Linked DNA regions of Homo sapiens: regions 1 and 3 are each linked to region 2. Evidence: chromatin contacts called from ENCODE Hi-C or POLR2A ChIA-PET data. All regions are on one chromosome and are shown on one strand. The core of a region is the stretch at or near the end of the contact, and the rest is flanking DNA. Distances in the headings are between cores, read along the strand shown. Region 1 holds the start of ATP11A (ATPase phospholipid transporting 11A). Region 2 holds the start of ANKRD10 (ankyrin repeat domain 10). Region 3 overlaps ATP11A (ATPase phospholipid transporting 11A).

Region 1 (3,161 bases), core at 1-2,500, 1.8 Mb after region 2:
CAGCAGGTTGTCCCTGTGGGTGAAGATCCACTGAGGGGGACCGCCAGCTTCCTGAGCACAGGGCAGGCCAGAGCAGGACAGGCTGGGATGGAAAATGAAGAATCAGTGCTTTAGCCGACAACAAATGGGAGCCGTTTACTGTTTAGTCACTATGATTAGTGTTCACTAGTACTCATTTCTCTTCGTCTAAAAAGTGGCCAACACCATCTCTTTTCCACAAGCACTCGGGAGAACATTCATATTCAATTGCCTTCCTAAGACCCAGACGGGGCAGCGCTCTCCACAGGCCACCAAAAGGTGTTGCCTGTTTGGTTTCATCAGTGATTATCTGTGGCAGCAAGACAGGAAGTTGGAAATCAAGTACCTCAATTAAGTCAAGGCTGACCGTGGAATTAGAGAACAAGTGTTTGTTACCCCGGCCAGGTCACCCTAGGGAAAACAGGCATTCTCCGGGATTGAAATGGTGGTGTTTGTGTGGTAAATAGTTCTCAGTCCAGTTCAAAGCCAGCAGCATTAAGGACACGCCACCGCCACCGGGAGCTGGAGACCAGGCGAAGCTGAGCTCCTCTGTGGTTCACCAACCCCTCAGGCCGCCTAAGTGTCTTCTGCTGTCGCAGCTTTGGGGACAGAGGGGTTTCGGAAACAGGGGCCTCTTGTCTGCACCCTCCCCTCCCACTGACAGGCTGGCAGCCCAGGGCAGCCACCTGAGGAGCGTCCCTGTGTCTCTCCATCTGCAGAGCAGGAAAAGCCTGCGGGTCGGTGGCGCCACGCTGGGGCGAGACCCAGCTTCGGCTCAGGAGATCTCCCACCCAGCCGGACTCCCGCTCTCTGCCCGCGGCCCCCTCCCACACTCCCACCTCGCCCCGCGATCTCACTGCCCCATCGAGGCTTCCGGGCGGAGGAGAAAAGTTTTCCGGCAGGAACCCGGGAAGGAAGCCCTGGGACCCTGGCTGAAACTCCGGGTTTCCCCAGTGCCGAGTCCCTTCCCCGCCGCGCCCAGCGCCTGCGCCCCGGGAGGCGGAAGCAACAGGGGGGTTCCTCCCCGCGGCCTCTGACCTCTGCCCTCTGCCCTCTGCCCCCAGGGTCTGGGGCCCGGGCGGAGGCGCGAGGGGGCAGGGCCGGCGCGCGGGTGCGAGCGCGGGTGTGGGCGCGGGGCCGGCGGGGGCTGCGGCCGCGGGGCGCATGCTCACTTGCGCCGGTGACGTGCGCGCCCGGAGCAGGGGCAGGAGCCAGCGGGGCCCGGAGGCTCCAGAGGGCGGCGGGCAGGGGAGGAGGAGACTCGGGAGGAGCAGAGCGCAGGCTCCGCCGCGGCCGGGGTGCTCCAGCCGAGCCCAACCGAGCGGGCGGACCGACGGGGAGAGAGAAGGCGCCAGAGCGCGCGCGCGCGGCCCCGAGCAGCAGCCTTGCCGCCAGTGGAGCAGCTGCCGACGCGCGGGGCCGCGGACCCAGCATTCGCCGGCCGGGCCGGGCATGAGCGCGGAGGGGCCGCGGCCGCCCCCTGCACCGCCCGGCGCGCCGAGGCCGTGACCGGAGCGGGGGGCGCGGCCGCACTAGTACCCCGGAGCCCATGGGCGCGCCGAGCCGGGCGCGGGGGCGCTGAACGGCGGAGCGGGAGCGGCCGGAGGAGCCATGGACTGCAGCCTCGTGCGGACGCTCGTGCACAGATACGTGAGTGCTCCCGGCGCGGGCTGGGGGACCCGGGGACCAGACAGACGCGGGCCGGCCCCGCAGCCCGGACCCTGTGGCCGGTCCAGCCCCGGGGTCCCGGGAGGTCTCCGATGTCTGGGACTCGGACCGCCCCCGGGGACGAGCGGGATGCTGGGGAGGGGCCTCGGAGTTGACACCCTGGGGCTTCCGACGGGGTCTAGGTGGGCACAGCGCGGGGCCCCAGCCCCGGGCGGCCACCTGCTCCCTGGCCGCGGCCGCCTGGCGCCCCCTTCCCGCCCGCAGCGCCCTGGGGGTCCCTCGGAGAGGCTGGCTGGGGTTCGAGCTGTCCCGGCGGACCGGGCGCCCGGAGGGAGCCAACTTCGACCCCGCCGGGGCCCGGGTCTGGGGAGGAACCTTCAGATGCGGCTTCCGCGCAGCCGTGTCTGTAAGATTAAGGGATTGGGAGGAAGCGTTACACTTCTGCAGAAAAAGGTAGCAATTGTGTTTGTTCTTTAACACCCCTGGGGGATTCAGAAGCGGAGTTTGGAATCTTTTTATTTTTTACCTTAAAGTAACCAATTAGATCAGAAGTCCGGGGTCTTCTTGGGTTCCTCTGGAATTTGCCCCTTCAGTGATAAGCAAGTGAAGAGCTCAGGAGGGAAGACTCGGAAGGGGAAAAGTTGATTTTGTTTTACACCAGAGGAGGGGAAACCGGAATCCCTGGCGTTAGGTGTAAAAAGGGGTGTGTGGCCGGGCGCGGTGGCTCACGCCTGTAATCCCAGCACTTTTGGAGGCCGAGGCGGGCGGATCACGAGGTCAGGAGTTTGAGACCAGCCGGACCGACATGGTGAAACCCCGTCTCTGCTAAAAAATACGAAAATTAGCCGGGCGTGGTGGTAGGCGCCTGGGATCCCAGCTACTCAGGAGGCTGAGGCAGGAGAATCGCTTGAACCCGGGAGGCGGTGGTTGCAATGAGCCGAGATCGAGCCACTGCACTCCAACCTGGGTGACAGAGCGAGACTCTGTATCAAAAAAAAAAAAAAAAAAGGGTGTGTGTGTGTGTGTGTGTGTGTAGGAGAGGAAGAAAACTGTCCCAAGCACAGCGTTTCCTGCCACTGTCTTGCACAAGAGGCTTCATTGTTCCATAGAGGCTGGCGGTCACTGGTCAATCACAGGTTCGAGAAGTCGCATGCACCGGGTTTGATACTAGAGAGGGCAGTATTATGGGAACTTTGTTCTTTCCCGGCATAGGAATTACCTCAGGCAGCCTTTCATATTTATGAGCCTTCTTTAAATAGGAGACCTTGGCCAAAGATAGATAGGTTTCTTTTCAGTGGGGGATGCCAGATCAATGCTTTCCCCCGGATTTATTTATTAACCAAAAACCTCGGAGAGTCAAGGAGACTTGAGTGCACCTTACATCGTTTCCTGATCTCGGGGAAGCCTTAGGAAGGTCAGCCTGACTTACTTAAGTGGAGAGAACTCACCCCTGGTGATTCTGATGATTCCGATGC
Region 2 (3,119 bases), core at 263-2,762:
TTTCCACTTTAAAAGAATCAGAAACTGCTTTCCAAAAGACACAGCTGCTTTGTGAATGTAGCACCAGGGGCAGCAAGGTAAACCGCAACTTCATCAGCTGGTAACGACATTACCAGGGCCAGGCCTTCTTAAAGTAACTTATTTCACATTACCTCTCACATATTTCTGCAAAACCATTTAACCCCATCTCATCACTTACGAGAAAAACACTATACACATCCCTGAATTTCAGTGAATTAAGAAATATTAATTAAAACCAGTCACTTCTGAAATGCACGGTGAAATCTTATTTAAGATTTCTGAGAGCAAGTACCCCAACGACTTCACAGATGAGGAAACGGTAGCTATCCAACCTTTTAAAACCTTAAAGCAGCACTGTGTTCCCCCAGAATTTTCAGTTTAAGAAAAAAGAGGGGAACGTAAAGCCTCCACGGGAAGAGAATTCTGCTTAATTTAACCACTTCTGCAGTAATTTAGATCCAAGATAAACACAGCCGTCACTAATTTTGCTGAAGCGGGGCCAGCTACAAGCCTTAAAGCAAACCCAGAAGCTGGAGAGCCGGCCTCCATCCCACACAGCTGCCGGGGCCTTCCAGTCCCGCCGGGGCGCTTGCTCCTCGGCTGAGCTCGTCCGCAGCGCGGCCCTCGGCTACTGGCGAGGCTGTGCGGAACCAGAAGGTCGACCGCGCCCGGGCATTCCCCGCGCGCCTCTGACCCCAGCTCGGCTCCCCGGAAGCCGCCTGGGCGACTTCGCGGCCTAATACCCGGCTCTGCGAAATCGCTCGCGCCTCCGGCCCGGCCTGGAGGGCCCCGCACCATCCGCGCGCGCGCGCGCTCGCACAGGATCCGGCCAACAGGCGCCGGGACCCTTGGAGCCCGCCTTGTTAGAAACTTGCTACGCGCGCCGCCGCACATGCGCCCTAGGCCCCTCCGGACGCAGGCGCCACCGACCTCGCTTCCGCCCCGCGCCCCCCGGCTGCCCCGCCGCGACTCCGGGCCGCGAGCGCTGCCGCACAGGCGCCCTAGGCCCCTCGGGGCACAGGCGCCGTCGATCCCGCTTCCGCCCCGCGATCCCGGCACGCCCCACGTCCCCCGCACCTCAGACCCGCTTTCCCCGACTCCCACTGGACAGCCGGGGAAAATGGCGCCTTAAAGCGTTCGCACCCACCTTGCCGAAATGCGCGGCCCAGTGCACGGGCGTCCAGCCATAGAAGGAGTCCTCAGAGGCCAGGTGGGCGTGGGGTGTCTGCTGCAGCAGCGAGCAGAGCGTGGCCAGGTCCCCGTCGCGGCAGGCGCGGTGCAGCGGGAAACGGAGCGAGAGCAGCTCCTCGCTGGAGAAGCCCGCCTCTACGCCCGCGCCCGCTCCCGCCGCCGACATGGTCCGTCACCGGAGAGCGCGGGGCTCGCTGGCCTAGAGGACGCGTCGGGGAGGACTCGAGAAGCCGCCGCCGCAGCACAAAGGAACGAGACTAGCGCCGCGGTCGCGTCCCACAGGCTGCCGAGCGGAGCGCGCACAGAGGGGGCGGGGCGGGGCCTGGAGCGGCCGGGCTGGGGGCGGGGCCTGGCCCAGAGGACGCCTTGTGCAGCCGGGCAGGGGTCGGGGCCTGGAGCCGCGGACCTCTGGAGCCGCCGGGCAGGGGGCGGGGCTTGAGCCGGAGGCCGCCTGGAGCAGCCGGGCGGAGGGCGGGGCTTGGAGCTGCGGACGCCTGGAGCGGCCGGTAGGTGGCGGGGTCTAGCCTAGAGGATGCCTGGAGCAGCCGGGTAGGGAGCGGAGCCTGGACCAGAGGACGCCAGCAGCAGCCGATTAGGAGGCGGGGCATGGGGCTGTCGACGTCTGGAGCAGCCGGGCATTGGGCTTGGGCTAGAGGACGCCTGGGGCGGTGGGCGCCTGGAGTAGCCAGGCAGAGGGCGGGGCCTGGCTTGGGTCCACGCCTGGGGCGGCCGGGGGCGGGGCCTGGCTGGAATTGACGCGTGGAGCTCCGGTGGAGGGGGCGGGGCCTGGCTGGGCCGCTGCCTACAGCGGCTTCCGGGGCTTGGAGGTCACGGGGCTCGGAGGTCACGGGGCTCGGAGGTCACGGGGCTGGCTGTGTGGGGGGCTCAGGGGCGTAGAGTGGCCAAGCAGCGGTCTGAGCGGGTCCCGGGGCCTCCGGCGCGGTGGGTCTCGGCTGCGCCCCGGGTGCGGACCATGATGTTTCCAGCCTGGGAGCCGGTCCGGGCGGGGAATCCCGGCTGCCGGGGGCGCGGGTTGAGGCTCTGCGGGCCCGCGCCCAGAGCGGGTGGGAGTCACGGGTCTCCCGGAGGCCCAGTAGCGCGCGGTGAAGTTGTCCAGTAAAAATTTATGGAGCGCCTACGGGGAGCAGGGATTCTCGTTAAAATCTGGGAATCAGCAAGCCCTAGTTCCTTACAGAGCAGGACAGATTCCTCGGTTTTGTCCGAGGGACGCCTTCTTCGGAACCGAGTGCGGTGGGCTAGGACTATACGTTTGCAAGTTTAAGAGATAAGCGAGAAGACCAGACAGAGCAAACAATAAAAGGCTTTTTGTTGAGAACTGTATAAATGTAAGGGAGTACCAAATCCCCTATTTTGAATGACAGTATCACGGACTTTATTACATATGTAATTTTATTCTGATTATGAAAGCATCAGTAATTTCACTATTGAGGAATAACCACAATGTTTATGAATATTTCCTTTGCTTCTAAATATGCGGTCTTTTTAAATCATGTATTTTATTTCATTTGTATATATAGTTTTTCGCTGTGTAAACTTCCTTTTTGCAAAATTCTACGTCACAAATTGAACAAGGCAATTAGATGTCTAGGGAAGTACTGATGCACGAGAAAGCATATTGCAGCATTGGTTAATAAAACGAAAAAATAGAAACCTAAGATTTAACAAAGGGAAGTTGTTAACTAGTGGTGTAAACACTCAACACAGACATGTCTTCATACAGCAAACATTTGTTGAGTACAATGCTGAATGAAACACATTGAGAAACACTCTATAGTGGGGAAGTAGCAAATATTTCAATTCAGTGAGCAATTGCTAATGAATGGAAAATATGACACATAGAATCTATCTTCTCCCAGGGAGTTTGTAATCTGTTAGTGAAGCAGGAA
Region 3 (3,081 bases), core at 423-2,922, 1.9 Mb after region 2:
CTCACACCTGTCATCCCAGCACTTTGGGAGGCCGAGGCGGGCGGATCACGAGGTCAGGAGATTGAGACCAACCTGGCCAACACGATGAAACCCCATCTCTACTAAAAATACAAAAAAAATTAGCCGGGCGTGGTGGTGGGCGCCTGTAGTCCCAATTACTCAGGAGGCTGAGGCAGGAGAATGGCGCGAACCCAGGAGGCAGAGCTTGCGGTGAGCCGAGATCGCGCCACTGCACTCCAGCCTGGGCAACAGAGCGAGACTCCGTCTCACAAAAAAAAAAGAAAAGAATAGACAAATAGATCAATGAAACATCATAGAGAGCCTGGGAGTAGATCCACCCAGTAAATCCACCCAGATAGTCAACCCATTCACCCAGATAGTCAACCCATCTTTGACAAAGGAGCAAAGGCAATTCAGGGCAGACAGAAAAGCACTATTTCTTTTCAACAAATAGTGCTAGAAAAACTGGACATGCAAAAAAAAAAAAAAAAAAAAACCCAGCAACAGTGACTCTAGACAGTGATCACACACCGTTCAAGAAAATTAGCTCAAAGTGAGTCATAGACCTAAATGTAAAATGTATAATAATGAAACTTGTAGAAATGTAGGAGAAAGTCTAGGTGACCTTGGGTTTGGCAACAAGTTTTTGGATAACACCAAAAACACTGTTCATGAAAGGAAAATTGATAAGTTGGACTTCGTGAAGATTAAAAACTTGAGCTTTGCAAAATACAGTTAAGAGAATTAAAATATGAGCCACTGACTGGGAGAATAGATTTGCAAAACACACATCTGATAAAAACCTGGTATCAAACAACACATGGAAAATAAGGGTGTTTGGATGGGTAGGGCGGGATGACCTAGGGAGGACATGGAAAGTTAGTTTCTTTTTTAAAACTCCAGAGACTCTCTTCTGGAGCTCCCCTTGCCTTTTTTATTACAGTCAACCTGAGATGGGAACTGAAAATATGGCCGTAGTTGTCATGAACTGGGGGGAGCCACTACTCTGTTTTTACCCTCATTAAGGAACTTTATTGTGAAAGGTAAAATCACTTTGTAAATGTGAATTAGAATAGAAAATGGAAATTCCTTATATACTCTCTAAGCCACTGGAAACTTGAGGCAGAGAAGTTTTAAAAGACGCACATGGATTTCCTCTGAAATATTTGTAAACACCAAATTCAGAACATGTTGGTTAGTTTAGGACCATACCAGGCTTTAGTTGTTACATTGAATTGTAAATAACTTATATTCATGAGCCTGGAATTAAAGAAATTCTTGGTATGAGAATTTGACAACTACTTCTGGCTTCCAGGAGCCAGAACCCACCTTCGAATGGGATTTTGAAATAAGCCCCGTTGAAGAGACACACAGATGGCAGAGGCCGCAGCACAGGCTGTGAGACCTTCTTCAGGTTTCGGTAGACTGTCTTCATTACGGCGTAAAAACATGTCAGATGAAATTTCAGAAACTATTTCCAAACTCAGTGAAGGTTCGTGACATCTGGGACGTTGTTGTTTTCAACACAGAAGTTGAATGAAACTGCTACAGAAGCAAAATGAGAAGTGTGGAGAGGAGATGCTGTGGTGGCTGGGCATTCTCCCTCCTTCCCCTCCCTCCCCTCCTTCTCTCATTCCCCTCCTTCCCTCCCTGACCTCCTTCCCCTCCTTCTCTCATTCCCCTCCTTCCCTCCTTCCTCTCCCTCCCCTCCCTGCCTTACTTCCCCTCCCTCCCCTCCTTCCTCTCCTTCCCCTCCTCCTCCTTCCTCTCCTTCCCCTCCTTTTCCTCCTTGCTTCCCTTCCTTCCCTCATTCCCCTCCTTCCCTCCTTCACCTCCCTCCCCCCATCCCCTCTCTGCCCTCCTTCCCCTCCTTTTCCTCCTTTCTTCCCTTCCTTCCCTCATTCCCCTCATTCCCCTCCTTCCCTCCTTCACCTCCCTCCCTGCCATCCCCTCTCTGCCCTCCTTCCCTCCTTTTCCTCCTTCCCTCCTTCACCTCCCTCCCCCCATCCCCTCTCTGCCCTCCTTCCCCTCCTTTTCCTCCTTCACCTCCCTCCCCCCATCCCCTCTCTGCCCTCCTTCCCTCCTTCACCTCCCTCCCTGCCATCCCCTCTCTGCCCTCCTTCCCCTCCTTCCCTCCTTCACCTCCCTCCCCCCATCCCCTCTCTGCCCTCCTTCCCTCCTTCACCTCCCTCCCCCCATCCCCTCTCTGCCCTCCTTCCCCTCCTTTTCCTCCTTCCCTCCTTCACCTCCCTCCCCCCATCCCCTCTCTGCCCTCGTTCCCCTCCTTCCCTCCTTCACCTCCCTCCCCCCATCCCCTCTCTGCCCTCCTTCCCCTCCTTTTCCTCCTTCCCTCCTTCACCTCCCTCCCCCCCATCCCCTCTCTGCCCTCCTTCCCCTCCTTTTCCTGTCCTTCCCCCTGAGGCCTCAAAGCCCCTGTGCCTGAGCTGTGGACAAGAAACACGCCTGCCTCAGAAGCTGCCTGGAGCTGGGTGAAGGCTTCCATTCAGCTCGCTGTCATGCTCTCACTCAGAGGAGAGATCATGCAGAAATTACTGAAGTAAAATGCTAATGTGTTGAGTTAATGATCACAGGTTTACGTTTTATAAAAGACATCTTAATAATCAAACTATTGTTGAGCTACCTTGCGTTTTATCTTGAATTCTCTGGAGTTAGGTAATTTACATACGTGTTTCAGAGTACACACTTTGTTTAAGCTGTCTTAGCTGTCAACAAACACTCTAAATTATGAATTATGAGTTTTATATCTAAAGCTAAACATTTTGTACTGTAAAATCCAGTGCTACTTACTATGCCCTAGAGTAACACTACAAGAGTAAAATCTGATCTCAATGATGGATGTTTGTTTTTCTTTTATGCAGTACACATTTTGGAACTTTATACCCAAGAATTTATTTGAACAATTCAGAAGAGTAGCCAACTTTTATTTCCTTATCATATTTCTGGTGCAGGTAAGGCCGGTCATTGTTTTCCATCTCATCACATATAAATCTAAATAAGTGACATTTTATTCTCAGGTAACTGCCACACGGCTAATGAAAGAGCAAGGACATGGTGCCCCTC

The links. Hi-C counts contacts between places; a loop is a spot of excess contacts on that map. ChIA-PET counts read pairs that join two places held with the same protein, here RNA polymerase II (POLR2A). Pooled maps may share reads with other maps.
Region 1: a loop to region 2 is called in a map of naive thymus-derived CD4-positive, alpha-beta T cell, with 8 times the contacts of the local background. The contact joins the promoter of ATP11A here to the promoter of ANKRD10 in region 2. A Hi-C loop is called at or near these places in 1 of 168 maps with a recorded cell type or tissue (naive thymus-derived CD4-positive, alpha-beta T cell), 1 of 37 single-sample maps with no recorded cell type and 12 of 50 pooled maps.
Region 3: a map with no recorded cell type shows a loop between it and region 2 (10-fold over the local background). The contact joins the enhancer-like site here to the promoter of ANKRD10 in region 2. A Hi-C loop is called at or near these places in 4 of 37 single-sample maps with no recorded cell type and 3 of 50 pooled maps. POLR2A ChIA-PET finds 5 or more read pairs at or near these places in 1 of 52 experiments (GM10248).

Annotation. Positions count from the first base shown.
Region 1 is chr13:112,688,788-112,691,948 of GRCh38, forward strand. ATP11A (ATPase phospholipid transporting 11A) reads left to right here and starts at 1,251. Exons shown (of 30, transcript NM_015205.3): 1 at 1,251-1,668. The coding sequence starts at 1,630. It overlaps LOC102725228 (a long non-coding RNA gene), which reads right to left and starts at 1,028. Exons shown (of 2, transcript NR_187633.1): 1 at 876-1,028; 2 at 1-82. RefSeq lists enhancers at 88-605, 2,904-3,161 and silencers at 854-1,783, 1,804-2,043.
Region 2 is chr13:110,913,557-110,916,675 of GRCh38, forward strand. ANKRD10 (ankyrin repeat domain 10) reads right to left here and starts at 1,513. Exons shown (of 6, transcript NM_017664.4): 1 at 1,169-1,513. The coding sequence starts at 1,378. RefSeq lists enhancers at 125-801, 525-654, 2,153-2,827 and silencers at 765-1,134, 1,405-2,064, 2,195-2,354.
Region 3 is chr13:112,802,078-112,805,158 of GRCh38, forward strand. ATP11A (ATPase phospholipid transporting 11A) reads left to right here. Exons shown (of 30, transcript NM_015205.3): 3 at 2,880-2,969. Among named protein-coding and RNA genes, the nearest start is that of ATP11A-AS1, 49 kb to the left of the region's middle. RefSeq lists enhancers at 252-501, 1,328-1,567. Within about 2 kb of position 1,673, at least 2 of the 41 ENCODE cell types and tissues checked have a DNase peak (open chromatin) inside an H3K27ac peak, as active enhancers do.